Regions from separate parts of the Homo sapiens genome. Here region 1 is linked to region 2. The links are chromatin loops, found by intact Hi-C in ENCODE. Cell type or tissue: Caco-2. All regions are shown on one strand. Links, peaks and the distances in the headings refer to the core of each region. The heading gives the core; the rest is flanking DNA.

Region 1 (16,617 bases), core at 4,338-12,337, 75 kb before region 2:
GCTATAGCCACGGTGGAGGCAGTGGCCAGGAGAAAATTTATGCCTGGCTGTTCCCAAGTGGCTGATGGGCTCTCCCGATTGCCCATTTACCAGCAGGCTGTGGACTCTGGTTCCTGTAAACTTTGATACCAAGAAAGCTGACTCTGTATAAAATTTAAAAATTGTGAAACAAGGGAGGTTCTGAATGTTTACATTCTGGCCTTTTGGCTCAACTCCAGGAAGAGATACATGTGCAGGGTGCAAGATATAATCAATTCACCAGTTCCCACCAGGAAGTCTTGCTCATGTTAGGGACAAAGAAAGCTGTCTCCACACCAAGACTGACTGCCTGGAACTGGAGCAACAGGGACTAAAACTTTAGAAAGGCAAATAGGAAATACCTTTTTGTTTCTAAAGATTACCCATGGGATAAGATTCAGGGTCAGACACAGAAACTTCCTATTGTTTTATCAATTAGTCATGAGCACCTATCATGCCCACAATCTCTACTGAGTAGAGGACACAAGGAGAGAAATAGGAATTTACATCCCCGCTTTTGAGACAATGAAGGTCTCGTTGAGGTACCTCATTTTTATTGAGAAAGCAATGTGAGACAGGATATAGTCACGTATGCAATTTGCGTGCAGACAGCAAGTGCTGGGGAGGGACTAGACATCTTTGTAAACCTCCTTCTGAGCAGAGGAAACTGTGCTCCTAGTCAGTTATGATTGCTGTTTCTTCTCTTTCCTGTGAGTATGGAGTGATTTCTGGCTGCATTCTCCCTACTCTGCCTGCAGGCTCAGTCAGTCTTTCCCAGGTGGTTAGATAGTTCTTAGCATTAATTTTGAAATCAAATGACTGTGTGAGCTTGGGGAAGTTAGTTAATATCTCTGATCTTCAGCGTCATGTGTAAAATGTGGGCGATCATACCAGCTGTATAGCATTATAATGAAGATTAAATGAGATCGTGTATATTAAAACAACTATGGTGCCTTGGTATTCAATAAATATAATTTCATTTTTCCTTGGAGAAATAGGAATACTGATTCTCCTAAACCTGTGCTCCCCAACACAGTAGCCACCAGCCACGTGTAGCTATTGAGCACTTGAAGTGTGCAGTCTAAATGGAGATCTGCTGTATGTTTTACACACACAGCAGATTTTGAAGATTTTGTGTGAAAAAAATGTAAAATTTGATTACATGTTGAAGTGATAATATTACAAATGGATTAGGTTAAATAAAATATATTGTTAAATTAATTTAACCCACTTTCTTTTAATGTTCTCAAAGTGACAATTTAAAAACTTTAAATTACAAATATGGCTCATGTTGCATTTTTATTGGACAGTACCATAAAACTTTGCCAAGGTAGATGGTCTGGAGTTCCCAGAGATTTTACCTAGTGGGCCATCTCCTATGGATTTGCCTAAGAAGAAAAACTGGGGTGCGGTTTTGTGATGGGGTACAAAGACAATCTTGATTGATTTAAAATGACTGGGACTATCACCGTCCAAAACTCAAGTCAGACATGTAGCTGCTTTTCCCTCATTTGGGATGAAATGAGGTGGGTGTTTGCTGGGATGCTCTGTGAAGACAGAGAAGGAAATTACAATTGTTCAATAAATATTAGCTATATTTATTTTATTCCTCCAGCTCTGGGTCACATAATCATAACCCCTGCAAAAACACCAAAGGTACATTTTTAAAGATCAGGACTATTTCCACTATGATTCAATATTATGCTAGTGTCCTAATAAAAGTAAATGAGAGAAATCACTTGGAACAGCAGTCCCCAACTTTTTTTGCACCAGGGACTGGTTTTGTGGAAGACAATTTTTCCCCTGGGTGAAGGGGGTGGGGAATGGTCTCACTGGCCATTAGATTCTTATTAGGAGAATACAACCCAGATCCCTTGCATGCACAGTTTACAATAGGGTTCGCGCTCCTATGAGAATCTAATGCCGCTGCTGATCTGACAGGAGGCAGAGCTCATGCACTAATGCTCACTCACCTGCTGCTCACCTCTTGATGTGCAGCCCGATTCCTAACAGGCCACAGGCTCACCTCTTGATGTGCAGCCCAGTTTCTAACAGGCCACAGACCGGTACTGCTCCATGGCCCGGGGATTGGGGACCCCTGACTCAGAAGCATAAAAATGGGTTTTTTAAAAAAGCTATCCCAATTTGCAGACAATATGTTAGTGTATTTGTTTGCTAGGGTTGCCATAACAGAATACCACAGACTGGGTGGCTTAAATGATAGAAATTTATTTTCTTGAAGTTCTGAAGGCTGGAAGTCCAAGATGAAGGTGTCAGCAGGGTTGGTTACTCCTGAGACCTCTCTCCTTGGCTTGCAGATGGCTCTCTTCTTGCTCACATGGTCTTTCCTCTGTGCAGGACCATCCTTGTTCTCTATTTTGTGTGTTCAAATTTCCTCTAATTATAAGGACACACATCAGATTGGATTAGGGCCCACTCTAAAGGCCTCACCTTAACTTTACTTCTCTAAGGCTCTATCTCCAAATACAGTCTCATTCTGAGGTACTGAGGCTTGGGGCTTCAACACGTGAAATTTGGGGAAGCACAAGTCAGTCCATGACAGCTACTGTCCTTGGAAAGCCTTAGAAATCAATGATAAAACTATCTCAAACAACAAAAAATTCAGTAAAGTAACAGGGTATAAAATTAACATATGGTTGAGGGGGGAAAGAAGGGTTGATTAATGGGTACAAAAATACAATTAGATAGTAAGAATAAGATCTAGTATTTGGTAGTACAATAGCGTAACTATTTTTTATATATTTCAAAATAACTGGAGAAGTAGATTTGGAATTTTCTTAACACAAAGGATAAATGTTTGAGGTGATAGATACCCAATTGCCCTGACTTAATCATTACATATTATATGCTTGTATCAAAATAATACATGTACCTCATAAATATGTACAACTATTATGTGCCCATAAATACTAAAAATAAAAATAAAATTAACATATAAAACCCAATATCTATCATATACACAAATAATAACCAGTTAAAGGACATAATGTTAGAGAAAATTTCATTTATAACAGCAATAAGAAATATTAAATACTTTGGTATAAACTTTGTTAAGCTTATTCTGGTTAGAAACATCCAAATTTTACAAAAAGGACTTTAAAAACATTCTTGCAAGACACAAAAGTAGGCTTTAAGAAGTGGGAAAGATAGCTCCAATTGTTGAACAAGATGACTCAATGTCATAAAGATATCAGTTCTCTGTAGGTTATGGGAGAAACATGGTGCACTATCAATAAAAATTCCAACAAGTCTTTTCTTGGGGTGTTCAGGTAAGTTGATACTAAAGTTCATGTAGAGAAACAGGCCTGCAAGAGTGGATGGAAAACACTGAAAAATAAAAAGTATGGAGGTCACTGGCTCCACTGGACATTAAAACATAACATAAATTGCTTTAAATTAAAAGCATGATATTGGTGCATGAATATAAATATAGACTAGTAGAAAATAATAGAAAGTCCATCAATAGACCTAAGTTCACATGGAAATTTAGCATATGATAGAAGCAGCATCTCAAATTCCAGAGCAAAGATGGGTTTTTTAATAAATGATGCTGGTACAACTGGATCTCCACTTGGAAAAGGATACAGTTAGAACCATACATTGCATCACATGTAAGAATGAACTTGAAATGGATTAGAGATCTAAATGTAAAATATGAAACCATTAAAGTTCTAGAGAAAAACGTGGGCGAATTTCTGTTAACCTCAGGTAAGAGGTTAACTCAGTTACCTCTGCCTGTAATCCTAGCACTTAGGGAGGCTGAGGCAGGAGGATTGTTTGAGCGCAGGAGTTTGAGGCCAGCCTAGATAATATAAGGAGACCCCCATCTCCACAGAAGAAATTTTAAATTATCCAGGTGTGGTGGTATGCTCCTGCGGTCCAAGCTACTCAGAAGGCTGAAATGGAAGGATGTTTTGAGCCTGGGAGGTTGAGGTTTCAGTGAGCCATGATCACACAACTGCACTCCACCCTGGACAACAGAGTGAGGCCCTGTCTTAAAACACAAGTCTTCATGACAAAAATATCACCCTAAACAAATTCAAATGATAACTGATATCATTGGAGAAGTTAATTGCAACATATACCACTAACCATGAGCTAATATTCCTACAATATAAAGAACTCTCAAAAACTGAAGGGCAAAAACATCAAAAACCTGATAGAAAAATGAGGGAAAGTCATGAACAGGCATTTCACACACACAAAAAAGATGTTAAAATGACCCTTAAACACTAAAAAAGTTCAAATTTACTATTTTCACTGGCTACTATAAGGCTAAGGGCAAAAAGAATTGTATGCAAATATTGTGTTCTAGTTCGTAAATTTGTTTCTCATAGGGAATTTTTCTTCAGTTCTGAAGTTATTTTATGTCTACACTAGAATTGAACAAATTAATAAACATAATGTGGATACAGATAGATGAATACAGAAATTAATAGAGGCATAAATGTGTATGTGTGTGTGTGTGTGTGTGTGTGTGTGTGTGTGTGTATTTTCTGTGTCTGTCTGCTGAGGAGGCTTAGAAGGAATGACATTCCATTAGCAATGAGTATGCCTACTGCTCAGATCTTGTTTCCTAAATACCATTCTCCAATAAAAGGAAGCAGCATTCATTGGTGAAATGGTTGATTCCAGGGTTAGGGCAGGGAAAATAAGACATAAGCTGGGAATATCTTATGCCAGAAAGTAAGGAAGTGCTCAAAAAGAGATGGGGCATGGCAAGGGACACAGGGCCCAGCCTGGAAGAGCTCCCAATGCCAAAGGTGGGAGAACTCAAGTAATACTATAAAAAATGAGAAGATTAAACTAAATAAATATAGATTACTAGGTAGAATAAAATAAACATTCATTCATACTGTTATAAGTAAATAATTTAAAAAATATTGGTAGAGAAGGGACAGCTTCTTCTTACAGAATTCCAATTATTAAATATAGAAGGAATGAGAAAAATAGAAAATCAACATTTGGCAAATATCACACTAATTAGCAAGAACCAGAGAGGGATGCTAAAATGAGTAGGCAAAAGCACGATGAGAAACATGGTATCTGCATAGTTTCAAAGTATCTCCCCACAATATATTCATTACTTACAAAGCAAAAAATTGTAACTTTATAGTGGAGAAACCACCTTAACCATGTGGTCAAGGCTAACAAGTAACAAGACCTACTGACATCATGTATACCAATATGACACACACAGAAATATACAGCGTCCCTGCTGTTGTTCTTGCCAAGATTGAGTAATCGCAATGTAATCATAAGAAAACATCAGACAAACCTCAAAACTGAGACACTTTCACAGACCAGAGGAGACCAAGCAGACATGATGACTAAATGCCGTGTAGGATTCTGCATTGGATCCCAGACAGAAAAAAAAGGACATTAGTGGGGAAGCTGCTGAAATTCAACTAAGATCTATAGTTTAGTTAACAGTATTGCATCAGTGTTAATTTTCTGCTTTTGGAAACAGGAGCGTTTGTATCATGTAAAATGTTAACATTAAGGAAAGCTGGGTGAAGGATATATGGAAAACCTATGTTATCTTTATAATTTTCCATAGTCTAAAATTACTTTTTTAAAAAAAGGTATTAAAATTGACTCCTATGTATTTGCTGGGTCAGAGATCCAGAGTCAAATATGAGCAGATGCCCATGGCTCCCCTTCAGCTTCCTCCCATCTCAGCCTCACTGTGGTGAATTCACAATGATAGAATGATGCACTTCATTCATTGTCTCATTATATGTCCAGTATTGTACCTCTATTCACCCAATCCTAGAAGACAGAAATTAAAACATAATCATATTTTTAAAGTTTTTATCCACCAGCAATGAATAAAACTCTAATGGAAGCTAGAATAAAAAATTTGAAGCAAAACTGAAAGTGACAACTATTTCAACCTCTTTAAAGATCAGAATAGAAAGAGAAATTGCTTGTGCATTCCAGGGCCACAGTGCCTTAGAAAACCAAAAGAACTGGAGTGAGAAGAAATGAGTCCCATCTGAGTCATTTGAATCTACTTGGTTTCCCAAAACTTTCTGCATAGCTGATCCATGATTCCTGATATTCTAGCTATATAAGTACTCCTCCCCACCCGCTCCCCAGTGATTGCCATCTACAACAAACAGGAAGTAGCTTTGTCAGAATTAGTTGGCCATTAGCTGGGTGGGAGTAAGGTGAGGGAAAAACCAGGCGAGAGGAAGAGTGTGTGGGGGCAGAGAACTGGAAGAACCTTGGCTGGGAGGTAGTGGTGTCTGCTGACCCATGCACAGTAACTGGCAGGGTCCCAAACCCCTGCTGCAGAAGTTCCATGTGGCTTTTGGAGGGTTGGCTGGAGGGGTGTGGGATGGAGAGCTGCTACAAGCTGATCAAGCGGCTCTTTGAGGGATGCAAAAGTTTAGAGAACTAACAAGTCTGTTCTTATGACACGTGGTCAGTAGTACATATACCTTTGCTAGTGGCGCCATAGGCAGACAAACAGAAGATATCAATGTCCTTTCTGGGAAGAGCCCTTATGGGAAACTGACCAGGAGCCCCCCTGGGCCAAGTCACCACTAGCTGGACCATTAAATGAGTTCCAGCCTGAGGGGAGCCTCTGTTATGTACTTGGAGGCAAGGCAGGGCAGCCCAGCCCCAAGACCATCTCCTATGATGGGTTAGGTTAACCAGCCTTGTGCATAGACACTCTAGGTCACCATGTACCTGGTTCTCTTGCCATTGGAAGGCCTGAAGCTTTGTTCCATTGCATCAGTAGTGCATGGATGTATGGCAGGTGCACCACCCCTTAGGGTGATTAGGTGCCTGAGTTACCTTTCCTCCTAACATGTCGATTTCAGTGGGGGAAGGGACAAGGAGGTCTCACAGTCCTAGAGCACAGGAATTGGTGGGCATCCTGGCTGGGCCCTGAAGGGCATGCTGGGGAGCCTGCAGCCAAGAGGCCTTCAAGAAATAACTGGACATCCCTGGACAGAGAGGGAGATGTTGGCAAGGACAAACTTGGCCTGGGGCTGTGGCAGGTGAGGCTTTTGCCTGTCAGCAGCCTCTTCCAGCTGTGAGGCCTCCGTGGGGACTATGGAGTGGCACGGCAGACCCAGAGTACTGGCTTGGGCAAAGGAAGGAGAAACTGCCATTCCCCTGTAGAAGAGTCCTCAAGGTGATACGTGGCAGAGATACATGGCAGGGGCCTGCTAACTACAGCCTGTGGGCCTATTCTGGCCTCTTTTTTGCAAATAAAGTTTTATTGGAACACAGCCACACTCATTGTGCTTTCATGCTGCAATGGCAGGGTTGAGTAGTTGTAATGAAACCATACGGCCCACAAAACCTACAATATTTATTATCTGGCCTTTAATGGAAAAAGTTACCTGACCCCTGGTCTAGGGCATATTGGGTTCTATCTGTGCTTTCTAAAAAGATAAACTCCCTCTCAAAAAACTAAATTCTATTATGATGTTCCCCAAATCCTACCTCAACTGTTCTACCAAAAATTCCAGCGTCCAAGCCTCCACATCCCCCTCCAGCACCTAAGGAAGTCACAGCACTTCTGCAAGCACTGCTCCCTTCATCTATCATAGCAAGACCAGAAACAGCCACCTCTTAGGCCACTCTGGGGATGAGGCCCAAGAAATGAGTGAGTAGCCAGGAATAAAAGGAATGAGCTTGAATGGTGAGAATTCTGTGAAACCGCCAGTATGTGTATACATTTTAAATCATGAAATAGATGCGTTTTCTCTGCTAGATGACACACTTGGTTAACAACAACAACACATTGCAGACGGGTTTTCAGTGCAAGTTAAGCTGTTTATTTCTGGGGGTCCCCAGGGTCCCAGGCAGGAAGCAGAGGATTAACAAAAAAAGGTGTGAATTAGGGTGGAGGAGAGCAGACTCGTGAAGAGTTTCTGACAGCGCTGAGCTGTGTCCAAAATGAATTAGGCTTCCAGACATTGCACACTCGTTCTAAATTTAGACCTGGAGTCTGTGATTGACAAAGATGAATCCAACCTATGGCAGTCGCTGGGGATTTAGGATATAGACACGAAGTTTCTACAACTTTTACAAAGCCAACATGTAAGATACACTCACTAGATTTTGGTCCTAGACTATGCCATTGTGAAAACCAAGTATTACAAAGCCAGATATTAAGCAGATACCAAAAAGTTCTAAGACACCACTTTCTCCCTCAAGGGCCATATAATCCAGCTAAGAAAACAGATATATGCACGTAAAAAGATAGCACTGCTCTGTGTATATAATTGGGATTAAGTTCAGTTGTGACTAAAACCCTCAAGACAAGCCAAAAAGTCCAGGGCTGATGGGGCCTCTCTCTCCCACGGAGCCCTCTGGGACTTGGGCTCCTTCCTCTAAGCCCTCCACCATCTCTAGGGAGTGTCCCCATCCTCTTGGTTAATGGCACAGCTGCATTCCAGGCAGCAGGGAGAGGCAGGAACTAAGAAGGGACCAAATAAAGTCGTTCAATTCAAAGTTTATTTGGGAGTCAAGTAAAGTTTACAGTGGGAGTACAAAACTAGAGATTTGTTTCAGGTCACACACTTTGCTTGTACAACCTCTAGATTGCGTAAGTTATGCCTTCATTTATATCTTTAACACCCTAAGCATATTGATCGAAGTCTTTGTCAGACGGTTCTATAAAATTAATTTCATCTGGAGTAAATTAGTATTTTGAATATTAAATCTGTGAACTGTCTTTGTAAGCACTGGGCTTCTCCATGTGTTTTGGAATTCTGATGTACAGGCTTATTTTGAGGCTTGGAGTACTTGCTTTTTCATTTATTCTGTCTTTTTTCTCTGTACACATTCTCCCTTAACAAGCAGTTTTGTAACGGTCACCACTCAACCGTCTGGGTCCCCAGTACAGAACTGGATCCTTGAATGGCAGTTGAGAGTGTCCTGCCCTGTGGGGATTTGAGGGTTCTGTGGATCTGGATGCAGAGGCAAAGGGTAGCTGGTCTCAGCTTCTGGTCGCAAAGCAATGTCTTGTTCTCCAGTCTCTTACATCTACAGCTTTTAGAAATTCCTGGCTCTTGGCAGAGGTTGGTCAGCCTAATTTCATGGGTAAGAAGGGAGCCCTACTCCGCTGCCTGCCTTCAGGTACTGAGGGTGTCTCTGGTCCCTTCTACTATCTTGAATAGAGCTCCTTTTGTCCTCCTTTCCCCAGCTTCCACCGCCTGTCTCCAGACCTGAAGCCCAGCAGGCTGCAGCTTCAGCTCTGTTCACCCCTCTGTGCTCCTATTGCTTGTCCACAAAGATGTTAATCTCATTTATGAGTCTGGAGAAGTCTTTGGTTATCTTTTAAAAATATTGTGTCTGTCAACACTTAGTGATCAAAGAGTGAATGCATGGCACCCTTTTGTCAGGAAGTTCCCACAGTCCTTAAGATCCAAAGGAGTGGTCCTGCTCAAAGGGGAAAGAGGGGGAAGAGATTCCCAAGGCCAAACTATCAGGATTTATGGAGGGGAAATGACCTGACTTGGACAAATAGGATTAGGATGGGTGGAAAGAAGCAGAGAAGGCCATCCAGGCCAGAGACACATGGGACATGGTGGGGGATGTTTGTGTTAGATCATCCTGGCTAGAGCCAGTTCCCTGCTACATATTCTCATGCTGAGCTGGTCTTCTCCTTCACAGGACTTATCACCATAGTTATTGATTATGTGTTTGTGTGTTTGTGTGATTATTTGATTAATGTGCATCTCGTCCTGTACTGTCAGGTCCATGAGGGCAGAGATCATATGCGTGCCCAGTTGGATCCCAAGCACCAATTTTGGTAGTTAGTCCAGGCTTGGTGAAAAAGAAATGAATGAATAAAGCTGCAGAGATGGGTGTGGGGTGGCCCGCGATCTGGCTGTTAGGAGTTTGAAATCTTTTGGAAGATATTAATTTAAACAATTACTGTATGGATTCCAGTGGAGGGGCACATGCTTGCTTTGGGCTTCTCCTAGGCTGCCAGGTTACTGTAAGGACTGTCTGAGGAAAGTAAGCTCTGGGGAAGAAGGCATGGGACCCTGCCATGCCAGGCCAACCCATCAGCAGACCCCAAAGAAAAGTGGACAAAGAAACACAAGAGTTTTTAAGGAGATATTTGATATAGACAGCAGAAGTTGGCTTTTATTATTTAAAATTTCTGATTTAGTTTTAATGAGAATTTTTTTTAAGACAGGGTCTCACTCTGTCACCCAGGCTGGAGTGCAGTGGTCTGAAAGCAGCTCACTGCAGCCTTGACCTCTGGGACACAGCGATCCCTCTGTCTCAGTCTCCCAAGTAGCTGGGACCACAGGTGCGTGCCACTGTGCCCAGCTAACTTTTTTATTTTTGTAGAGATGGAGGTCTCACTTTGTTATCCAGGCTGGTCTTGAACTTCTGGACTCAAGCAACCTTCCAGCCTTGGCCTCCCAAAGTGCTGGGATTATAGGGGTGAGCAGAGTAAGCATTTTTAGAAAGAATTTTATTTTACCATTAATTATTTTGTTTCCATTACTTTGCTTTTTTCTTTCTTTCTTTCTTTTCTTTTCTTTTTGGAGACAGGGCCTTGCTCTGTTGTCCAGGTTGGAGTACAGTGGTGTAATCATGGCTCACTGCAGCCTCAAACTCCTGGCCTCAATTGATTCTCCTGCCTCAGCTTCCCAAACTCTTGGGATTACAGGCGTGAGCCACCACGCCTAACCTACATTTCTTTATGCAAATTCAAGTTTTATTTCCGTATCACGTTCCTGTACCTGAATAACTTCTTTTAAAATTTCTTGTGTTGTGAGGTCTGCTGACAATGAATTCTCTGTTTTTGTCTGAGAAAGTCTTTATCTTTCCTTTATTTTGGAAGTGATTTTCACTGGGTATAGATTACTGGGTTGACAGTTTGTTTCTTTTTTCTTTCAGTGTTTTAAAGCTGTCACTCTATCATCTTCTGACTTGCATGGCTCCTGACAAGAGATCTGCTATAATTCTTTGTTCCTCTGTATATAATGTGTTTTTTCATTCTACATTTTTTTTTATTTTCAAGATATTCTCTTTTTTATTTTCAGCAGTCATAATATGGTATGCCTAGATGTGTATATGTATGTGTATTTTCTGGTGTTATTTAACCTGGTATTCACTGAGCTTTACGGATCTGTGGCTTAGTGTCTGTCATGATTATTGGAAAATTCTCAGCCATCATTTCTTCAAATATTTCTCCTATCTTATTCTCTTTTTTCATGTATTTCTTGGACTGTAATTACATGTATATTAGGATCTTTAATATTGTCCTGAAGCTTTCGGATGTTCTGTTCTCTGTTTTTCCCTCAGTCTTTTCTTTGTGTTTCAGTTTGGGTAATTTCTATAGCACTATCTTTAACTGATTCTTTCCTCAGCTGTGTCAATTCTATTAATGAGCTCATTGCAGACATTATTTCTGTTACTGTGTTTTCATTTCCAGCATTTCCATAGATTCTTTCATATAGTTTCTATATTTTTGCTGAAAGGACCTTTCTAATCTTGCATATTGTCCTTCTTTTCCATCAGAGCCTTTAATATATTCATCATGATTGTTTTAAGTTCCCTGTCAGGTAGTTTCAGTGTCTGTGTTGTATCTGGTTCTGTAGAAGCTCTTCTGTTCTGTTGATGGCTGTGGTGTGGAGCTAGTGTGTAGTTCTGGGCCTGGAACATATTCCTGCTCCTCCCCCAGGGTACAGGTTCTTTCTCATCCCTTACTCCAGGTCTAAAGGGTTTCCACTGGTGCCTTCATGGCAATGGTGTTGCCCTTTCCTCTAGAGATCAAAGCTTTTATCCATAGGGGAGTTGGGAGAGAGACATCTGGGTGGGGTTTTGTGTCCCTCCTGCTGTGGCTGCTGTCCCAGTCCCTCAGGCCTGTATCATGAGGGATGCATTCTCGTACCCTCCCCCACCCGCCTGGGGTCATGGGGGAAAGCCTGGAAAAGGGTGCAAACTCTTGCTTCAGACTTCCCACTTTCTTGCCCACCCACACTCCATCCCTACCAGTTCATTAAGTATTCCAGCTGAATCCCACACTCCATCCCTACCAGTTCATTAAGTATTCCAGCTGAATCCCACACTCTATCCCTACCAGTTCATTAAGTATTCCAGTTGAATCCTTACTGCTGTGCATCTGCGGGGCCCCAGGTGCACCAGTGTTCACGTCCCATCTCTTCTTGTGGGCACCTGTCTCTTCTTAGATTTCAGGATAGTTGATTGAACCTGAGCTCTCTGATGGCTTCAATGAGAGCTCTAAACTTGCAGGTTTTCCAGCTTTTTTGTTGTTGTAAAGGTGTGGGCAATGTTCTTTCCAGATTGCTGCATCTAGAGCAGAAACTGGGAGTCAGAATTGAGTTAACTTAAAGGAAAAGATAGGGAAAAATCAGTGTTTGTGGACTAAATTGGTAACCACTTCTCTTGTAGGATATTGCCATTAGGTCCTTCTAATCCTGTGAGGTAAGTAATCACCATTCCCATTTACAGATGAGGTTCTGAGAGGATGAGAAAGGATCTGGGGTTCCTCTCTGGTCCTGCCTGATTGCATGGGAACAGCTGCCCTCTGCTGCCTTCTGAGGCTGTGAAGTGCGAGTGTGAGATTAGAAAGGAACCTGTGGAAGGGGGCGGCGTGGCCCTCTGTCCTCAGCCTGCAGTAAAGCCAGCTTGCATGGACTGGGCTTGGTGAGTTTAGGGAAATGAGGGAGGAACTGGCATGGCTTGGGTGGGCTGAGATTCTGGCTGGGACTCACACAGGGACTCAGCAGGAAGTAGATTGTAGGGAAAAATAGCACTAATGGCTGGAGAGACCTGGATGGCTTTCCAGCGAGTCCCTTGCTGCCCATGTGAGAGACATCAGAGTCCTCACAGCCTTGGAATGTGGCTCAGTCCCAGGGCCGGGATGGAGTGTTTGCCAGTGTCAGGGAATCCAGACTTGGCCTTGTGTGTGGAGATTGGCGGTGGGGAACTGTGTATGGGAAAAGCACAAATGGAGATGGAGCTGCTGGGGAATGACCCCGAAGCTTCTGCTCAGTCAGAGCCTGCTCTCCCTCCCTCTGAAGCATTCCCAGGCCCACATGCCAAGACAAAGGATAGGACTGTACCTCCTTCCTTACTCACAGACACACACACACACACACACACACATAATCCTTTTGTGACTTCCCTTTGAGGTTTTCAATTATGTATTTATTCATTCATTTATATATTCCTTTATTCATTCAATAAATATTCATTACTGCCAAGTTCTGCACCCTGGGTAACCTGATCTTCCTGAGTGAAGGGGGTAGGGATGTGGAAAGCTTGCAGCTTAGTGGCCCTTGGTGCTCTGCTCCCCTCAGAGATGACCCGAGGAAGGGCCTGAGTGTGGGAAGGAGCAAGGATCAGTTTTCCCGAACCCCTTCAAGTAAGTAATGCACAGGTGTTACCTGGGTGGCTTGCCAGGTGCCAGAACCCTGCTGGGGGCATGCACAAGCTTCAGCTTCAAGCACACCTCTCCCTACACAAAAAACCACAGATCCTCAGCATGCTATTAGCACTGTGCAGTCCTGTCCTAACCTCCTCCTCCTCCTCCTCCTCTTCCTCCTCCTCCTCTCTCCCCACCCCCAGCAGACCAGTCTGCTGGACCGCTTGTTTGCAAGGCTGGTCTTCCACTTCAGGCCTCTAAGCTTGCCTTCTTCCCCTCTGTGCATCCAAACCGCCATGCCCTTCAAGGCTCAGCTTCAATGCCACCCTCTCCAGGAAGCCTTCTCTGAATCCTCCAATGAGAATTAATCAGGCTAACATTTTTTTCTTTTTCTTTTTTTTTTGAAATGGAGTCTGGCTCTGTCACCTAGGATGGAGTGCAGTGGCGTGATCTCAGCTCACTGCAACCTCCACATCCTGGGTTCAAATGATTCTCCTGCCTCAGCCTCCCAAATAGCTGGGATTACAGGCATGCGCCAGCATGCCCAGCTAATTTTTGTATTTTTAGTAGAGACAGGGTTTTGCCATGTTGTCCAGGCTGGTCTCGAACTCCTGACCTCAGGTGATCCACCCACCTCAGCCTCCCAAAGTGCTGGGATTATGGGTGTGAGCCACTGCACCCGGCCCAGGCTAACATCTTGACTGTCACATCAGATGGCTTGTACCTCTCTCACACATGTGCCTCATTTGGTCCTGTCTTGCTAGAGCCTGACTCCCGGGTTGTACTCAGCAACAGAACTGTGGCCAGGCCATCTCCGGTATAAGCCTTTCCGGGTCTTCCTATTGCTCTCAAGATCAAGTTCGAACCTGCATATCTCGTGTGACCTCACCTCTCTCTTCTGCCTCATCTGTAACCTCTTGAGAGCAGGGACTAGGGCATAACATGTTTTATTCCTGAGAGTTTCTAATACATTTCCTGGCACATAGTAAATATATGTACTCAATAAATATATGTCAAAATGAAATGAAATTCTAGTTGAATAATTGATTTCTACAAGCCAAGGATAAGCCTGCTTCCACATAGGGAAAAAACAGACTGGCCTGATGCTCCCCCTTCCTCACTCCATATTTCTTTAGTGTCATTCAGGAAATAAGTTTTGAGTTATAATTATTTGGCAAAATATTCAGATGAGCATCAGTCATGAGTTCTATAACCAGCAAATTCTCGACATCGGCAATGGAACCGCTGCTGGTTGTTTCCCGTCTTTTTTGGAATAACAACAAAATTTTCTGCCAGCCTTTGTCATGGACAGTCTGTTAAGAAAGCAAGTAAAAAGTCCCTTTGTTGTTTTTCAGGTGTCTTGGGAAGAAGGGTCCTTGGAGCCGAAGATGATTTTGGGGAGTGAAAGAGACCGCCTTTTCCTGGTAATAGCAGAGCCAAAACTCCAGCCTTCAACCCACAGACCGGGGCCTGTCCCCAGGCATCGCCACCCACCCCATGGCCTCATCGTCATCTGTGACTTTTGCCTCCCTGCATCTCAGTTTCCATGCCTGTCAAGTGGAGATATAATACCTCATTCTGGGGAGATACAATGAAGCACTGCTGGTAAAAAGTACACGTGCTATACAAAATTAGGAAATCCTTGTCACCAGACTTAGAGAAAAATACAAAGTGGAGTTGACTCCCAGGTTGGAGACACAGCTTCCCAGGTAAGGACATGGCTCAGTTTTCACCACGCTGAGCTGCTGCCTGAACCCAGGGTGTTGGAACCCGGGGCTGGCCTCTCAGCCCTGGCCACACGTGCTGGGTTTCAGGTCACGCATGCAGCCAGTTCACCACACCTCCGCTCACCCAGCGAGCTGACTGAAGCTCTGCCCTGACAGACTTCTGTCTGCTCGAGCCATTTTGTCTTTCTCGTTCTCTCATGAAAATGCCAATGCTGGCCAAAGACAGAAGCAACCAGGGTCCCCTAACTCTTAAAGGCATCAGGATCACCTGGGGATCTTATTAAAAAGGCAGGCTCTGGGGTCCCTAACTCAGAGGTTCATGGTGGGTCAGCTGTTGAGGTGGGACCAAGGGATGTGTGTAGTTAGCAGCTGCTCAATTTGCTAGGGAGCCAGAGAGCAGGCCGCTGTGGAGGAGCCTTATGTCTGGATCAAGAAAGGGGCCCTCGGAGGGGAAATGGAGCTCCAGCAAAGAGATGCGCAGCCAGGATTAGGGGTACGAAGCCGGGATGGATGGAGTGACTTCCGCAAAGACAAGTCAGGGCTTCCTCCTGGGCTTAGGCCGGAGGAGTTAGGGGAGTGACAGCGTGGACCCAGGAAAGGGGAGCTCAGAGGGGCCAAACCTGGAGGCCACCATGCTGCAACTCACCTCAAACAGCTGGGTAAACTGAGGCAAACTAGCTCATCCCCTGTCCTCAGGATGTAGTGCCTAGGAGCCTGCCAGGCTGGAGGGCCTGGAGGAAGAGCCTTTCATTTTCCTTGTAGGAGCAGTGAGATGAGGCTGGGCCCTGAGAATCCTTCACTCTCTCCCTCTCCTGGAGGGCAAAAGACAGGCCTGATTACCTGTCCCCTCCAGCACTGTTTGGCTCAGATGTATGCTAGCGGAGCGGGGAGTGGGTCCACTGGGACTCCTGGAAGACCACTTTGCAGCTCTGGAACGTCCCCTGGCAGTGCCTTCCTGACCCCTTGGCCTCAATTGTCTGCTCTGTCCGGCTTCATGGGCTTCTAAAGGAAATGTCTACATATTTGAGACATGATTCTATCTGATGCCAGCCTGATACTTCCAGCAGCTTCTTCACTCCCCAGAAGCTGAAAATGATGACTTGAAGAGGCCATGGTCACGGGCCTGAACCCAGGCCTGGGAAGTGCAGGCTTAGCATCTAGTCCACTAACCTTGGCCATGGGCTATGGCAACCTTGGTTTTCATCATCTATAAAATGATGGGGCTGGGGAGAGTAAGAAGGAGAATTCGACTTTCAAACTTTTCTTTTCTTGACTGTGGAAACCTTTCTTCAAGAAAAGCTGACAGAGGAAGCAAATATCTGAGGATCCTCTTGGAGCTGCTGCTGTGTTTGAAATGGGAACTGGAACATCAGGCTCCACGCTCCTTCCTCAGTCTAGGCAGAAAGCCCAGGGCTCTTTTGGGCCTGTTGTGTTTTGTATGAGACAGGGTCTTGCTGTTTCGCCCAGGCT
Region 2 (16,617 bases), core at 4,159-12,158:
GAAGAGGCCTCAGAACTCCGCAGTGGCTCACCTTAGAAATTAGGGCACCGGGCTGGGCATGGTGGCTCATGCCTATAATCCCAACACTTTGGGAGACCGAGGCAGGTGGATCACCTGAGGTCAGGAATTCAAGAGCAGCCTGGCCAAGATGGTGCAACCCTGTCTCTACTAAAAATACAAAAATTAGCTGGGCGTGGTAGTAGGCGCCTGTAATCCCAGCTACTCGGGAGGCTGAGGCAGAGAATTGCTTGAACCCGGGAGGCGAAGGTTGCGGTGAGCCGAGATTGAGACACTGGACTCCAGCCTGGGCAACAGAGCGAGACTCCTTCTCAAAAAAAAAAAAAAAAAAAAAAAAGAGGGCACCAGGGTCGCAGGCGCAGTGGCTCACGCCTGTAATCCCAGCACTTTGGGAGGCCGAGAAGAGCGGATCACGAGGTCAGGAGTTCAAGACCAGCCAGTTCGAGACCAGCCTGGCCAACATGGTAAAACCCCGTCTCCACTAAAAATACAAAAATTAGCTGGGTGTGGTGGCGGGTGCCTGTAATCCCAGCTGCTCGGGAGGCTGAGGCAGGAGAATTGCTTGAACCCAGGAGGTGGAGGTTATAGTGAGCTGAGAGCGCCACTGCACTCCAGCCTGGGTGACGGAGAAAGACTCTGTCTTGGGAAAAAAAAAAAAAAACGAGGGGACCATGTGGTCGGGAAATGCGCAGGGCCAGGGCTTGCCCAGCTCATCCCAAACTGTGCCTGCTGCCCTCGCCAGACCTCCAGCTGGTCTCATTCAGGGCGTCTGCGTCGTTCTGAGGTGCTGCCTAGGGGCAGGGGCAGGTGGGGATGAGGGCGCAGTCCCCCTCCATGAAATGGCAGAGCCTAAGCCCCGGCCATTGCCGGTCTTCAGCAAACGGCAAACTTGCCAGACAGGCTCCCCACACACTCACACACACCTACACTCATACCCCTACACAGACCCCACACACTCACACACACACACACACACACCCCCACACACCCCATACCCCCCACACACATTTCCCTCCACACACCCCACACACCCCATACCCCCCCCCACACCCCATACCCCCCAAACACACCCCACACACACGCACCCCACACATGCATGCACCCCCCTACATGCACACTCACACCCACAGCCCCCACCCCCACACTCTCACACATGCACATTCACAGACACGTACCCCACATACACATGCACTCACACCTTCCACACACCTCACACACCCCATCCCCCCACATGCACCCCCAAACACATCCCACACACACTCCCATACACACCCCACACACTCACACCCCCCACCCCCCACACACGCACCCACATACACACCCTCCCCACATACCCCCCACACACCCACACTCACATCCCCCACTCCCCCCCACACACCCCACATCCCCACACACACACCTCCACACATCCCCATGCACACACTCACACCCCCACCCCCCACACACATACCCCCACACACTCACACCCTCCCCACATACCCCCCACACACCCCACATCCCCCCACACATCCCCCCCACACATCCACATGCGCACACACACGCACACGCACACACGCACAGGCACACACATGCACAGACACACATGCACACACACTCACTCCGCACACACACTCACTCCTCGGGGCCCTTCGCTGTCCTGTGGCCCAGTGGCCCACGGAGAAGGATGCCAGGAGAGAAACGGGTGGGCTGGTCTTGTGGAATCTGGCAGCCAGGGCAGCCCCCATCTGAAGGCAGGAGGATCTGGAGGGGCGCAGAGGCTGTGTTGACCAGAACATTCTCCACTCAGTGCCCAGAATTCTATGGTTAGAATCTTTGAATGGAGGCTGTTGGGCCTCCAACAGGCCCTCAATGTGCACACCAGACACAGGGCAGGACAGAGGGGCTGGGCAGGATTGCTGCCGCGTAGGGGCCTGGACTCGCAGGGCGCTGGGCGGATAACTGCTGATGAATGGTGCACAGAGGCAGCCATGCAGAGGCCCAGGAGGACAGAGCTGAATGGATGAGCCCGGCGGGGCCAGGTACCTGGAGACCCGGAAGGGACCACTGCCGGCGGGGTGGCATCAAAGCCCTCCCTGAGCCACCCTTCAAGCCAGGTTTGGGTTAGGAGGACCACACCGGAGTTCTGGCAGTGCCAGTGTATCAGGCGGAAGCTTGGCCCGGGGGTGGAAGATGGAGCGAGCCCCTCATGGGTAAGACGAAGTGGTAGTGCAGACTGTGGCCGAGGCCGCATGCTCCAGACATCAGGGAGCGCTCGCCTCAGCCAACTCCCAGTTTTTCCAGTTCTTTGGTGACCCCAGTGCCCTGTTCAATGTAGCATCAAAGAACCCCGAGGGTGGCAGACAGAAGCCCCAGTCAAAGGCCCAGCAGCCTCGGGTGGGCTCTGGGAGAGGGGCTAGACCCTGGCTGCCACCCAGTGCGCCGCCCCACCGGGCCTCCCGGGCTGACCTCCAGCTCAGGTTTCCCGGATGAGTGGTGGCCCAAGACTGCACTGCTCCCTGCCTGCGCCTTCAGGGCCTGCACTCACCCCGTCTGAGGGGCCTGACCCCAGAGCCCTGAATACCGTGAGAAAGGCAGGAGACACAAGACAGGGAGTGGCCTTCATCCCTCAGCCTCACCCCACACTGGATGGGTGAGGTCTCTGCAGGCCACCCCTGGGGCTCTGAGTCCAGGCGTCTGCTGCTTTCGGGAACCGCAGAGATGGCCAAGTGAGGACACGGGTTGCCATTGCCCGCCCCACCTCCGAGGGAAGCTGAAGGCTAGGGGTCCTGCCTGGGAGCCCCGTTTTTGCAAGCCATTTTCTACCTTCCTGGCTCCCTCCCCTCTGGTCCTCTTCCCTAACTTCCCCCTCTTCCCCCTCTCCTCCTCTCCTCCTCTCCTCCTCCTCTCTTCACCCCTTCTGTGCGCCCCTTTCCTCCTCATCTCTGCTTCCTCCCCCTCTCCAGCAAGGAAACATATGCCCTTTCTTTCCTTTCCTTGTTCTGTCCTCATAATTTTCTGCATCCCTCCCTAACTCTCCCTCAGTCCCCCAAGAGGATGTCCTTGTAATAATGGCAAACATCCTCTTCTGTCTGGGGGACACTGTAGTGAGTGGAGGCTGCTGTTGAGAGGTTTGTTCAGAATACCCCAAGCTGCGAAGGTGATACGCCCTGAGTTAGCAACTACAAAGAAAAGAGAAGTCCACGTAAGCCTACGTTTTCCTAGGCCTGACACGAATTGGGCTGATTTTTCTGGGAAGAGCAAAAGATCAGGCGAGTGTGGACACTGACTCTGTTAACGTTCTTAACATCTGGGAGTCAGGGTGGTTGGGAGAGGGGCGTACAGAGTTAGAATGCTCTGGGAAAAGGGCCTTGGGAAGTGTGATCTCAGTAGGTTTCTTATTTTGATTAGCTGTAAAAGCATCCTGGGAGGTCAGCAGGTGAGTTTTGGACATTTACACAATGAAAGAGACACCTGTGTGGGGCTCAGCCTCTGGCATAGCATCCAGCCTTTTGGAGTGCAAGGAGACCACCTGCCTCCAGCTGGTTATTCAGGGCACCTGCCTTCCACCAGCTCAGCTGTTGATGGAAGCCATGGTCTTGGACAGACCATTTCCCTCTCTGGGTCTCAGGAGCCTCAGCTGTAAAGTGGGAGTTAGGCCCACCAGGCTTCAAGCAATGGGATTCCACGTGAACAGCAAAGGAGTCTGACACCCCCTCCTTGCCAACATAGCTGCTTTGTCGGCATGCATGTTTATTTTTTCCTTCCTTTGAGAAGTAGCTAAACTCACGGGAATGTTCCTATGGTGCTCTTCTCCCCATTTGTATTGTTAGTGGAAGATGTTCACTAAGCATGTGGGGAATGAGGCCTGGCAGGATGCCCAGGACTTGAAGGAGCCCTGGACTGAGCAAAGCCAACTCCTGGTGGGGCCTGGGTGCCCCGTGGGCACTGGACCTTCCATCACTGGGTCTGTGTGTTTGGGAGGGTTCTGCCTCATCTCCTGCTTCTTCCCAGGGCAGGTACTTAGCCAGTTAGGGGGCAGGGGACACATCATGGACCAGGGCCTGGAGTGGGGAGGGGGCAGCTGCTGAGACCTGCACTGTCTACACACTGCAGATGGGGCAGCCTGGGGGCATCCACCTGAAGACATCCCGAAAGAGTGGGGAGAGGCTCAGAATGAGCCCGTCACCTGCAGCATGTGTGCAGGAGGAGCCCACAGCCACAGTCCTGGGCCCAGCATCCCCACCAGGAGGTACACATTTTACAACCTTGGGCTTCAGGAGGGGCTCTCAATCCTCTGAGGCCCTTCAGAGCCCACCTCCTCTATGCAAACCTCTTCACAAACAAAAAGGCAAAAGACACAAACAACCAAACAAAAGTCTTCCTCAGGTGACCTGACTTCTCCCTTCTCTGACTCACAGAGCGTAGAGTGTCTGGTTCTCGACAGTCTTGCACTTTTAATTATGTCAGGGCTTTTTCCATGGGTTTCCAGATAGGATTTGATCCCTTCAGGGAAGGAACCTTCATGACCCAGACCTGTGCAGGAGGCAAAGGAGCACCTTTTGGAAGTTTTGGGGGCTGCGTCTATGGACTCGATGGTGACCTGCCTGTACCACAGGCCACACTACATGTCCCCTGAGCCAGGGCCCTGGCAGCTGGTTTCTGCATCCTTCCCTCTCTGTTCAGTGGCCCTCAGTCCATGTCTATGGAAGCAATGCCCTTCCTTTCTCCCACCCGCTCAGCTTTTTTTCACCCCTGCTGGCCTCTTGTCGGAAATGAAATACACAGAGGAATTCCCTTTCTTGCATTGACTCCAGTGTAGACAGGGAGCAGATGGGACTGCTGTCTGCTGTCTACACTACACACTACTACACTGCTGTCTGCTGTGTGTGATAAGGACACAGATAGTCCTGGAGGACCTGAGGGACTTCTGAGGGTCAGACATATTCAGGGACACTCAAGCAACTCACATTTTATGTATATTTTATTGCTTTCTAATGCTTTATAAAATTAGAGCCACCCCAGGTCATCCATTCTCTGATGCTCTTTCTTTTAATGTCTTTGAACTCAGGATGTGTCTTGCTTAATTGAAGTCAGGCTCTTCCAGAGAGGGTTACAGTGACTTCTGTTGGGCAATTGGGGAACACTTTAAATTCTTGTAACAGCTTTATTGAGGTGTAATTGTTATGCAAAAAAGTACATATTTAATATGTGCATTAATAATTTGATGAGTTTGGACATATGTAAACACCCGTTAAACTATCACCTCAATCAAGGTAATAAATATATCCATCATCTCCAAAAGTTTCCTCATGGCTACGCTCTTTTAAATTTTTTTTTTTTTTTTGAGACAGTTTTTGTTCTTGTTGCCCAGGCTGGAGTGCAATGGCATGATCTCAGATCACCACAACCTCTGCCTCCTGGGTTCAACCAATTCTGCTGCCTCAGCCTCCCGAGTAGCTAGGATTACAGGCATGTGCCACCACACCTGGCTAATTTTTTATATTTGTAGTAGAGACGGGGTTTCTCCATGTTGGTCAGGCTGGTCTCAAACTCCCAACCTCAGGAGATCTGCCCGCCTCGGCCTCCTAAAGTGCTGGGATTACAGACATGAGCCATATTCCCAGCCAACTTAAAATTTATTTATTTTTAGAGATGGGGGTCTCACTATGTTACTGAGAGCGATCCTTTGGCCTCAGCCTTCTAGGTAGCTGGGAATAATGGCATATGCCCCTGCACCCAGCTTGTGCCACCCCACCCCATCTGCTTTTTTTTTTTTTTTTTTTAATAAGAGAGGGGGCCTCCATATGTTTCCCAGGCTGGTCTTGAACCCCTGGCCTCAAGGGATCCTCCCACCTTGACCTCCCAAAGTGCTGGGATTACAGGCATGAGCCACTGTGCTTGGGTGCCACACCCTATGCCTCTTAATGTGGTAAGAAAGCTAACATGAAATCTACCCTCTTAACAAAAATTTCAAGTATATAATACAGTGTTGTTAACTGTATGTGCATTTTTAAACATAGGTATAAAGTCATGTACTACAGCTGAAAGTGCTTTTTTTTCCCCCCTCATTACACTGAGAAATGTTTAAATGTTTTTGGTCTTAAGAATATTTCTGTTTTCACCTTGTACTATTGCTTGGTGAAAACAAGTTGCTGAAGTTACTTTGCACCCATGTAAAGAGGACTTCCTCCTATTTGTTCTAAAACTGCCTATTAGAATGTTCAAAGGGACTAAACACAAATGTATCCTTCATAACATGGTCTTGTCTCAGCCATTGTCTTTTCAGTGGATATTTTGTTTTCTCCACTTACCATGTGCAGTAAGAACAACAGTCTGGGGGTTCCAGACCCTCTTGGAGCTCACGTCTATAATGAACATATTGAAGTGTATGGAATGGAATGGAATGTCTCCAGTGGGCAGACTGCCTCCTCCCAGGGCTGGGCAGATCCGTGTGATCTCAGGGCTCTGAGCTACATGTGGGGACCAGAAAGCAGCCTGGGTAATGACCTGATGCATAGAATTGGGAGACAGCAAGGCTGGGGGTGCTGCTAGTTCTCCCTGGAAGACGCAGGCCTAGAGCCCTGGTTGATGGTCTGAGTAGGGTCCCAGCACTAGGCTCATGGTCACACCAGGTATAAACCTACAGGCCAACATGGAATGAGTTCCATCTCGTCTGCACTGTGGGCCTCAGCTCATGGGGATGTAGCTTTTCTTTGCAATCTAGAAATGTAGTCTGAGGAATACGTGTGTGTGTGTGTATGTGTAGCTAGAATAGCTTGCTCTTGGTATCAGCATGTTACTTCATTGTGGGGTTTCTAATTTGATCTTGTATTACTCAAAAGGCTCCCAAGGAACTTCATGTTTAAGATCCAATTCTGCATTTTACTTCTGCCAATGCCCCTTGTTTCTACAACATTCCAGAAGGTCCAAGCTTCTGAAATGTGTCTACATCCCGGCTGTGCTGAGACTGGTCCAGGGCTTGGCTCTGGGGGAGCTTATCTCATGACTTCCTTTGCTCTCACTTATTGGAACTGGTGGATTTTGCGGAGAGTAGACACGGCAGCACAGACAGGTGGGGACTTGCGTTCCATGGTGGCTGTGCTCCTGGAAGGTTTTGCATCTATCAGATGCTTTTTTCTTTGCTGAGGCACTCATACCAGAGGCACTAGACTGTGTGAGTGGAGTCTGCAGCATGGCTCCTGTCCTGGTAGCTGGACAGTTCAGTGGGGAAGGAAGACAAGGGCACAGGACACACATCTCCCCATGCTTGTCTTTTTGCTGCTCCCCATCCCCCCCAGACCTCTCTGGTGACAGCTGTATCAGCTGATGTCATAGAAATTGAGGAGGGATAGACAGACAGCTCCTGCAGCCCTGCTCTGTTGCATGAGAGCAGCTGGGGGCAGCTGTGGACTCTCAAGTACAGGGGACAGGGTGAGGAAGCGGAGCCACCCTGGCTCCAGGGGCTCCAGGAGAGAAGCGTGGGGAGTGCCATGATTGTCACCCCATCTTCTCTGCTGCTCCAGACCATGCTCCCCGCTGTGTCCCTCCATGTCCTCACTTGCCCTGGTGCTCAGCACCTCAGGGAGGGCCTGTGGTCTGTTACTGGCTCAGGGGCTGTGTTACACGAACTCCCCAGCTCTCGGGGCTTTGTGACTGCACATTTTCACTGACGAGAAACAAAAGGCAGTGACTTTGGCCAACAGTACTGGGGCAGTGGCCAGGAGGTGGGGCATTTGCGTCCCACCTGCTACCGTAGGTTTCTTTACTCCTGGCTCCTTCTCTCTCTTCCTCAAGTCCCAGGAAGTGAAAGGGAAGGAGTTAGGCCAATTTCGCTGAGATGCTTCTTTGAGATGCTGATGAGAAGGTGACCGAGGGAGCCCAAGCCTGAGGCGCCACCTAGGGTACAAGGTGTGCCCGGGCTTATTGCTGGACTACTGCAAGTCACCCAGTCAATGAAGTTCTAGTACTCACATTTAAAATTTAAAATAAAAAATAGAATAGAGAGAATGGGAAAGAAAAGTCATCAATCACTTTATAAAAACAATTTCTCATTTACAAAGGCATTCCTTTAAAATGTATGTTCCCGTCCTATATTTTAAGTTATTCAACTTAGTAATTTACGAAATGTTTTCCATGGAGGTGAAGGAAATGGCACTTACTGTGTAAAGTGAGCAAGAGATGGTGTCCCCCAAAGGGCAATACAGATATATTTGATTTTATGTTTTATTTTTGTCATTCATATTTTTCTTAAAGTCATAAAAATGAAAACCTAGGAATGTTATAAGAAGAAAAATTGATATTTATTTCTTATTTATATCCATCTAGGATGGAGGCCACCCATTCTTGACCAAGTCCTATTTATAAGCTGATGGCTCTCAAGTCTATATCCCCATCCCAAATGCTTTCAGACTCCAGACTCCTTCACCTAAGGGCCTGCTTGGCATCTCCATCTGAATGTCTGAACTCCCCTCAAAACCTGTTCTGCCTGCAGCTTTCTCTATCTTAGTGGCTGAGAGAAAAGGCCCAGGAATCATCCTTGACTTCTCTCTGCCAACTCACAGCCAATCAACCCATTAGAAAATCTCAAGACTGTTTCAAAATATATCCAGAATCTGACAACCTCTCACCACCCCCACTGTAGACTCCCAGATCTGAGGTACCATTATTCCTTAGCCTGGATGACTGCAATAGCATCCTAATTGACCTCCTTGCCTCCAACTTTGTCCCTCTGAAGTTCATTTCAGTAGAACATATCGATAGAAATGCAAGTCAGATGATGTCTTTTCTCTACTCAAAAGCCTGCAGTAGCTCCTGGTTGTACTCAGAATAAATGCCAAAGTCCCTCTTAATGACTTACAAGGCTCTGCATAACATGCACCCCACTCACTCTGCTCCAGCTGCACTGACTGCTGTTCCCTGAACACACCTGGCATGCTCCTGCCTCAGCTTGGGCACTGGTTTCCCCTGATCTTCTCCCAGACACCTGTGTGGCCACCTTTCACCTCCTTCAAGCATTTGCTCAAATGTCAAGGACTCAGTGAATCCCACTCTGACCAACTACTTTATCATCTTCATACCCAACAATCCATACTTAATATATTTGCTCAGCTTTCTTGAACTTGAGGTGGAGTTACTGCAATGCACTTTGGTTATTAGAGTCCTCTAGGTCCCAGTTTGCCTAGGACAGTCCCAGTTTACACCTTTTGTCCCAGGGTAATTATTAATAATGTCCTCTTTCACTTTTCAAGACTGACCTAGTTTGGATGATAAATTAACTGGTCATCCTAGGGGAAACCTCTGATGCATTTGGCTTTATTTCCTAACTCTCTCTATAGCATGTAGCTGGGTCAGAAGTAAATTTCCCATAGTTACCCCACTTTCTATTGATCTTTAGTGCCAGGTGGCAATATCTTTGGTATCTCCCCCAGTTCTCCACTCCTTCTCTTTTGAAAACACATAGGTACACACATGTGTATGTGCAGACATACACACACTCCATGATAATCTATAGAGACAGACAAGGGTAAAGGAAATTGTGTGAGCAGCTACTTGCTCTACTTCTGTACGATTTTGAGCAATTTATTATTTTTTGTGACTTTCCTTTTTTTTATTTTTTATTTCAATAGGTCAATAGGTTTTTTTGTTTGTTTGTTTGTTTGTTTGTTTTTTGAGACGGAATTTTGCTCTTGTTGCCCAGGCTGGAGTGCAATGGCACGATCTCGGCTCACTGCAACCTCTGCCTCCCGGGTTCAAGCAATTCTCCTGCCTCAGCCTCCGGAGTAGCTGGGATTACAGGCATGCACCACCACGCTCAGCTAATTTTGTATTTTTAGTAGAGATGGGGTTTCTCCATGTTGGTCAGGCTGGTCTTGAACTCCGGACCTCAAGTGATCTGCCCTCGACCTCCAAAAGTGCTGGGATTACAGGTGTGAGCCACCGCGCCCAGCCTATTTCAATAGGTTTTTTAGGGAGCAAGTAGTGTTTGGTTCCATACGTAAATTCTTTAGTGGTGATTTCTGAGACTTTGGTGCACCCATCAGCTGAGCAGTGTACACTGTATCCAATGTGTAGTCTTTTATCCCTCACCCCCCTCCCACCTTTTCCCCAGAGTCCTCAAAGTCCAATGTATCACTTCTTATGCCTTCTCATCCTCATAGCTTAACTCCCACTTATGAGTGAGAACCTATGATGTTTGGTTTTCCATTTCTGAGTTATTTCACTTAGAATAATAGTTTCTAATTCCATTCAGGTTGCTGTGAATGCCATTATTTTGTTCCTTTTTATGGCTGAGTAGTATTTCATAGTATGTATATATACCACATTTTCTTTTGTTTTTTTTTTTTTGTTTGTTTGTTTGTTTGAGACAGAGTTTTGCTCTTGTTGCCAAGGCTGGAGTACAATGGCGCAATCTCGGCCCACTGCAACCTCTGCCTCCCTGGTTCGAGCAATTCTGCCTTAGCTTCCCGAGTAACTGGGATTACAGGCGCCCACCACCATGCCCGGCTAATTTTTGTACTTTTAGTAGAGATGGGGTTTCGCCATGTTGGCCAGCCTGGTCTCGAGCTCCTGACCTCAGGTGATCTACCTGCCTCGGCCTCCCAAAGTGCTGGGATTACAGATGTGGGCCACCACGCCCAGCTATACAACATTTTCTTTATCCACTCATTGATTGATGGGCATTTGGGCTAGTTCCATATTTTTGCAATTGTAAATTGTGCTGCTATAAACGTGTGTGCAAGTATCTTTTTTGTATATGACTTTTTTTTTCTTTTATTATACTTTAAGTTTTAGGGTACAGGTGCACATTGTGCAGGTTAGTTACATATGTATACATGTGCCACGCTGGTGCGCTGCACCCACTAACCCGTCATCTAGCATTAGGTATATCTCCCAATGCTATCCCTCCCCACTCCCCCAACCCCACAACAGTCCCCAGAGTGTGATGTTCCCCTTCCTGTGTCCATGTGGTCTCATTGTTCAATTCCCACCTATGAGTGAGAATATGCGGTGTTTGGTTTTTTGTTCTTCTGATAGTTTACTGAGAATGATGATTTCCAATTTCATCCATGTCCCTACAAAGGACATGAACTCATCATTTTTTAATGGCTGCATAGTATTCCATGGTGTATATGTGCCACATTTTCTTAATCCAGGCTATCATTGTTGGACATTTGGGTTGGTTCCAAGTCTTTGCTATTGTGAATAGTGCCGCAATAAACATACGTATGCATGTGTCTTTATAGCAGCATGATTTATAGTCCTTTGGGTATATACCCAGTTATGGGATGGCTGGGTCAAATGGTATTTCTAGTTCTAGATCCCTGAGGAATCGCCACACTGACTTCCACAATGGTTGAACTAGTTTACAGTCCCACCAGCAGTGTAAAAGTGTTCCTATTTCTCCACATCCTCTCCAGCACCTGTTGTTTCCTGACTTTTTAATGATTGCCATTCTAACTGGTGTGAGATGGTATCTCATTGTGGTTTTGATTTGCATTTCTCTGATGGCCAGTGATGATGAGCATTTTTTCATGTGTTTTTTGGCTGCATAAATGTCTTCTTTTGAGAAGTGTCTGTTCATGTCCTTTGCCCACTTTTTGATGGGGTTGTTTGTTTTTTCTTGTAAATTTGTTTGAGTTCATTGTAGATTCTGGATATTAGCCCTTTGTCAGATGAGTAGGTTGCAAAAATTTTCTCCCATTTTGTAGGTTGCCTGTTCACTCTGATGGTAGTTTCTTTTGCTGTACAGAAGCTCTTTAGTTGAATTAGATCCCATTTGTCAATTTTGTCTTTTGTTGCCATTGCTTTTGGTGTTTTAGACATGAAGTCCTTGCCCATGCCTATGTCCTGAATGGTATTGCCTAGGTTTTCTTCTAGGGTTTTTATGGTTTTAGGTCTAACATGTAAGTCTTTAATCCATCTTGAATTGATTTTTGTATAAGGTGTAAGGAAGGGATCCAGTTTCAGCTTTCTACATATGGCTAGCCAGTTTTCCCAGCACCGTTTATTAAATAGGGAATCCTTTCCCCATTGCTTGTTTTTCTCAGGTTTGTCAAAGATCAGATAGTTGTAGATATGTGGCATTATTTCTGAGGGCTCTGTTCTGTTCCATTGATCTATATCTCTGTTTTGGTACCAGTACCATGCTGTTTTGGTTACTGTAGCCTTGTAGTATAGTTTGAAGTCAGGTAGTGTGATGCCTCCAGCTTTGTTCTTTTGGCTTAGGATTGACTTGGCGATGTGGGCGCTTTTTTGGTTCCATATGAACTTTAAAGTAGTTTTTTCCAATTCTGTGAAGAAAGGCATTGGTAGCTTGATGGGGATGGCATTGAATCTCTAAATTACCTTGGGCAGTATGGCCATTTTCACGATATTGATTCTTCCTACCCATGAGCATGGAATGTTCTTCCATTTGTTTGTATCCTCTTTTATTTCCTTGAGCAGTGGTTTGTAGTTCTCCTTGAAGAGGTCCTTCACATCCCTTGTAAGTTGGATTCCAAGGTATTTTATTCTCTTTGAAGCAATTGTGAATGGGAGTTCACTCATGATTTGGCTCTCTGTTTGTCTGTTATTGGTGTATAAGAATGCTTGTGATTTTTGTACATTGATTTTGTATCCTGAGACTTTGCTGAAGTTGCTTATCAGCTTAAGGAGATTTTGGGTTGAGACAATGGGGTTTTCTAGATATACAATCATTTCATCTGCAAACAGGGACAATTTGACTTCCTCTTTTCCTAATTGAATACCCTTTCTTTCCTTCTCCTGCCTAATTGCCCTGGCCAGAACTTCCAACACTATGTTGAATAGGAGTGGTGAGAGAGGGCATCCCTGTCTTGTGCCAGTTTTCAAAGGGAATGCTTCCAGTTTTTGCCCATTCAGTATGATATTGACTGTGGGTTTGTCATAGATAGCTCTTATTATTTTGAAATACGTCCCATCAATACCTAATTTATTGAGAGTTTTTAGCATGAAGGGTTGTTGAATTTTGTCAAAGGCCTTTTCTGCATCTATTGAGATAATCATGTGTTTTTTGTGTTTGGCTCTGTTTATATGCTGGATTACATTTATTGATTTGCATATATTGAACCAGCCTTGCATCCCAGGGATGAAGCCCACTTGATCATGGTGGATAAGCTTTTTGATGTGCTGCTGGATTCGTTTTGCCAGTATTTTATTGAGGATTTCTGCATCAATGTTCATCAAGGATATTGGCCTAAAATTCTCTTTTTTGGTTGTGTCTCTGCCTGGCTTTGGTATCAGAATGATGCTGGCCTCATAAAATGAGTTAGAGAGGATTCCCTCTTTTTCTATAGATTGGAATAGTTTCAGAAGGAATGGTACCAGTTCCTCCTTGTACCTCTGGTAGAATTCGGCTGTGAATCCATCTGGTCTTGGACTCTTTTTGGTTGGTAAGCTATTGATTATTGCCACAATTTCAGCTTCTGTTATTGGTCTATTCAGAGATTCAGCTTCTTCCTGGTTTAGTCTTGGGAGAGTGTATGTGTCGAGGAATTTATCCATTTCTTCTAGATTTTCTAGTTTATTTGCGTAGAGGTGTTTGTAGTATTCTCTGGTGGTAGTTTGTATTTCTGTGGGATCGGTGGTGATATCCCCTTTATCATTTTTTATTGCGTCTATTTGATTCTTCTCTCTTTTTTTCTTTATTAGTCTTGCTAGTGGTCTATTTTGTTGATCCTTTCAGAAAACCAGCTCCTGGATTCATTAATTTTTTGAAGGGTTTTTTTGTGTCTCTATTTCCTTCAGTTCTGCTCTGATTTTAGTTATTTCTTGCCTTCTGCTAGCTTTTGAATGTGTTTGCTCTTGCTTCTCTAGTTCTTTTTATTGTGATGTTAGGGTGTCAATTTTGGATCTTTCCTGCTTTCTCTTGTGGGCATTTAGTGCTATAAATTTCCCTCTACACACTGCTTTGAATGCGTCCCAGAGATTCTGGTATGTTGTGTCTTTGTTCTCGTTGGTTTCAAAGAACATCTGTATTTCTGCCTTCATTTCGTCATGTACCCAGTAGTCATTCAGGAGCAGGTTGTTCAGTTTCCATGTAGTTGAGAGGTTTTGAGTGAGATTCTTAATCCTGAGGTCTAGTTTGATTGCACTGTGGTCTGAGAGATAGTTTGTTATAATTTCTGTTCTTTTACATTTGCTGAGGAGAGCTTTACTTCCAACTATGTGGTCAATTTTGGAATAGGTGTGGTGTGGTGCTGAAAAAAATGTATATTCTGTTGATTTGGGGTGGAGAGTTCTGTAGATGTCTATTAGGTCTGCTTGGTGCAGAGCTGAGTTCAATTCCTGGGTATCCTTGTTGACTTTCTGTCTCGTTGATCTGTCTAATGTTGACAGTGGGGTGTTAAAGTCTCCCATTATTAATGTATGGGAGTCTAAGTCTCTTTGTAGGTCACTCAGGACTTGCTTTATGAATCTGGGTGCTCCTGTATTGGGTGCATATATATTTAGGATAGTTAGCTCTTCTTGTTGAATTGATCCCTTTACCATTATGTAATGGCCTTCTTTGTCTCTTTTGATATTTGTTGGTTTAAAGTCTGTTTTATCAGAGACTAGGATTGCAACCCCTGCCTTTTTTTGTTTTCCATTGGCTTGGTAGATCTTCCTCCATCCTTTTATTTTGAGCCTATGTGTGTCTCTGCATGTGAGATGGGTTTCCTGAATACAGCACACTGATGGGTCTTGACTCTTTATCCAATTTGCCAGTCTGTGTCTTTTAATTGGAGCATTTAGTCCATTTACATTTAAAGTTAATATTGTTATGTGTGAATTTGATCCTGTCATGATGATGTTAGCTGGTTATTTTGCTCGTTAGTTGATGCAGTTTCTTCCTAGTCTCCATGGTCTTTACATTTTGGCATGATTTTGCAGCAGCTGGTACCGGTTGTTCCTTTCCATGTTTAGTGCTTCCTTCAGGAGCTCTTGTAAGGCAGGCCTGGTGGTGACAAAATCTCTCAGCATTTGCTTGTCTGTAAAGTATTTTATTTCTCCTTCACTTATGAAGCTTAGTTTGGCTGGATATGAAATTCTGGGTTGAAAATTCTTTTCTTTAAGAGTGTTGAATATTGGCCCCCACTCTCTTCTGGCTTGTAGGGTTTCTGCCGAGAGATCCGCTGTTAGTCTGATGGGCTTCCCTTTGAGGGTAACCTGACCTTTCTCTCTGGCTGCCCTTAACATTTTTTCCTTCATTTCAACTTTGGTGAATCTGACAATTATGTGTCTTGGAGTTGCTCTTCTCAAGGAGTATCTTTGTGGTGTTCTCTGTATTTCCTGAATCTGAACATTGGCCTGCCTTGCTAGATTGGGGAAGTTCTCCTGGATAATATCCTGCAGAGTGTTTTCCAACTTGGTTCCATTCTCCCCGTCACTTTCAGGTACACCCATCAGATGTAGATTTGGTCTTTTCACATAGTCCCATATTTCTTGGAGGCTTTGCTCATTTCTTTTTATTCTTTTTTCTCTAGACTTCCCTTCTCACTTCATTTCATTCATTTCATCTTCCATCACTGATACCCTTTCTTCCAGTTGATCGCATCGGCTCCTGAGGCTTCTGCATTCTTCACGTAGTTCTCGAGCCTTGGTTTTCAGCTCCATCAGCTCCTTTAAGCACTTCTCTGTATTGGTTATTCTAGTTATACATTCTTGTAAATTTTTTTCAAAGTTTTCAACTTCTTTGCCTTTGGTTTGAATGTCCTCCCATAGCTCAGAGTAATTTGATCGTCTGAAGCCTTCTTCTCTCAGCTCATCAAAGTCATTCTCCGTCCAGCTTTGTTCCGTTGCTGGTGAGGAACTGCGTTCCTTTGGAGGAGGAGAGGCGCTCTGCTTTTTAGAGTTTCCAGTTTTTCTGTTCTGTTTTTTCCCCATCTTTGTGGTTTTTATCTACTTTTGGTCTTTGATGATGGTGATGTACAGATGGGTTTTTGGTGTGGATGTCCTTTCTGTTTGTTAGTTTTCCTTCTAACAGAGAGGACCCTCAGCTGCAGGTCTGTTGGAGTACCCTGCCGTGTGAGGTGTCAGTGTGCCCCTGCTGGGGGGTGCCTCCCAGTTAGGCTGCTCAGGGGTCAGGGACCCACTTGAGGAGGCAGTCTGCCCGTTCTCAGATCTCCAGCTGCGTACTGGGAGAACCACTGCTCTCTTCAAAGCTCAGATGGAAATGCAGAAATCACCCGTCTTCTTCGTTGCTCACGCTGGGAGCTGTAGACCAGAGCTGTTCCTATTCGGCCATCTTGGCTCCTCGATTTCCAATTTTATTCTACTGTAGTCTGAGACAGTACTTGATATAATTTCAGTTTTCTTGAATTTACTGAGACTTGTTTTGTGTCCTATCATATGGTCTATCTTGGAGAATGTTCCATGTGCCAATGAATAGAATGTATATTCTGCAGTTGTTTGGTAGAGTGTTCTGTAAATGTCTCTTAAGTCCATTTGTTGTAGGGTATAGTTTATGTCCATTGTTTGTTGACTTTCTCTCTTGATGACCTGTCTAGTGCTGTCAGTGGAGTACTGAAGTTCCCCACTTTTATTGTGTTGCCATCTATTTCATTTCTTAGGTGTAGTAGTCATTGTTTTATAAATTTGGAAGCTCCAATGTTAGGTGCGTAT

The links. Hi-C counts contacts between places; a loop is a spot of excess contacts. Peaks named below come from ENCODE experiments on the same cell type or tissue, not always from the same donor. Only the 100,000 strongest peaks of a DNase experiment are listed, where the experiment ranks them.
Region 1: a loop joins it to region 2, with 6 times the contacts of the local background. A loop is called at or near these places in 3 of 110 quality-filtered maps.

Annotation. Positions count from the first base shown.
Region 1 is chr18:49,685,229-49,701,845 of GRCh38, forward strand. It overlaps LOC105372112 (a long non-coding RNA gene), which reads left to right. Exons shown (of 5, transcript XR_007066363.1): 3 at 14,776-15,129. Among named protein-coding and RNA genes, the nearest start is that of ACAA2, 120 kb to the right of the region's middle. In Caco-2, for the core only: no CTCF peak of the experiment used is centred there; a DNase peak (open chromatin) is centred at 9,303.
Region 2 is chr18:49,760,313-49,776,929 of GRCh38, forward strand. No RefSeq gene overlaps it. Among named protein-coding and RNA genes, the nearest start is that of ACAA2, 45 kb to the right of the region's middle. In Caco-2, for the core only: a CTCF peak has its summit at 7,873 (motif pointing left); a DNase peak (open chromatin) is centred at 7,879.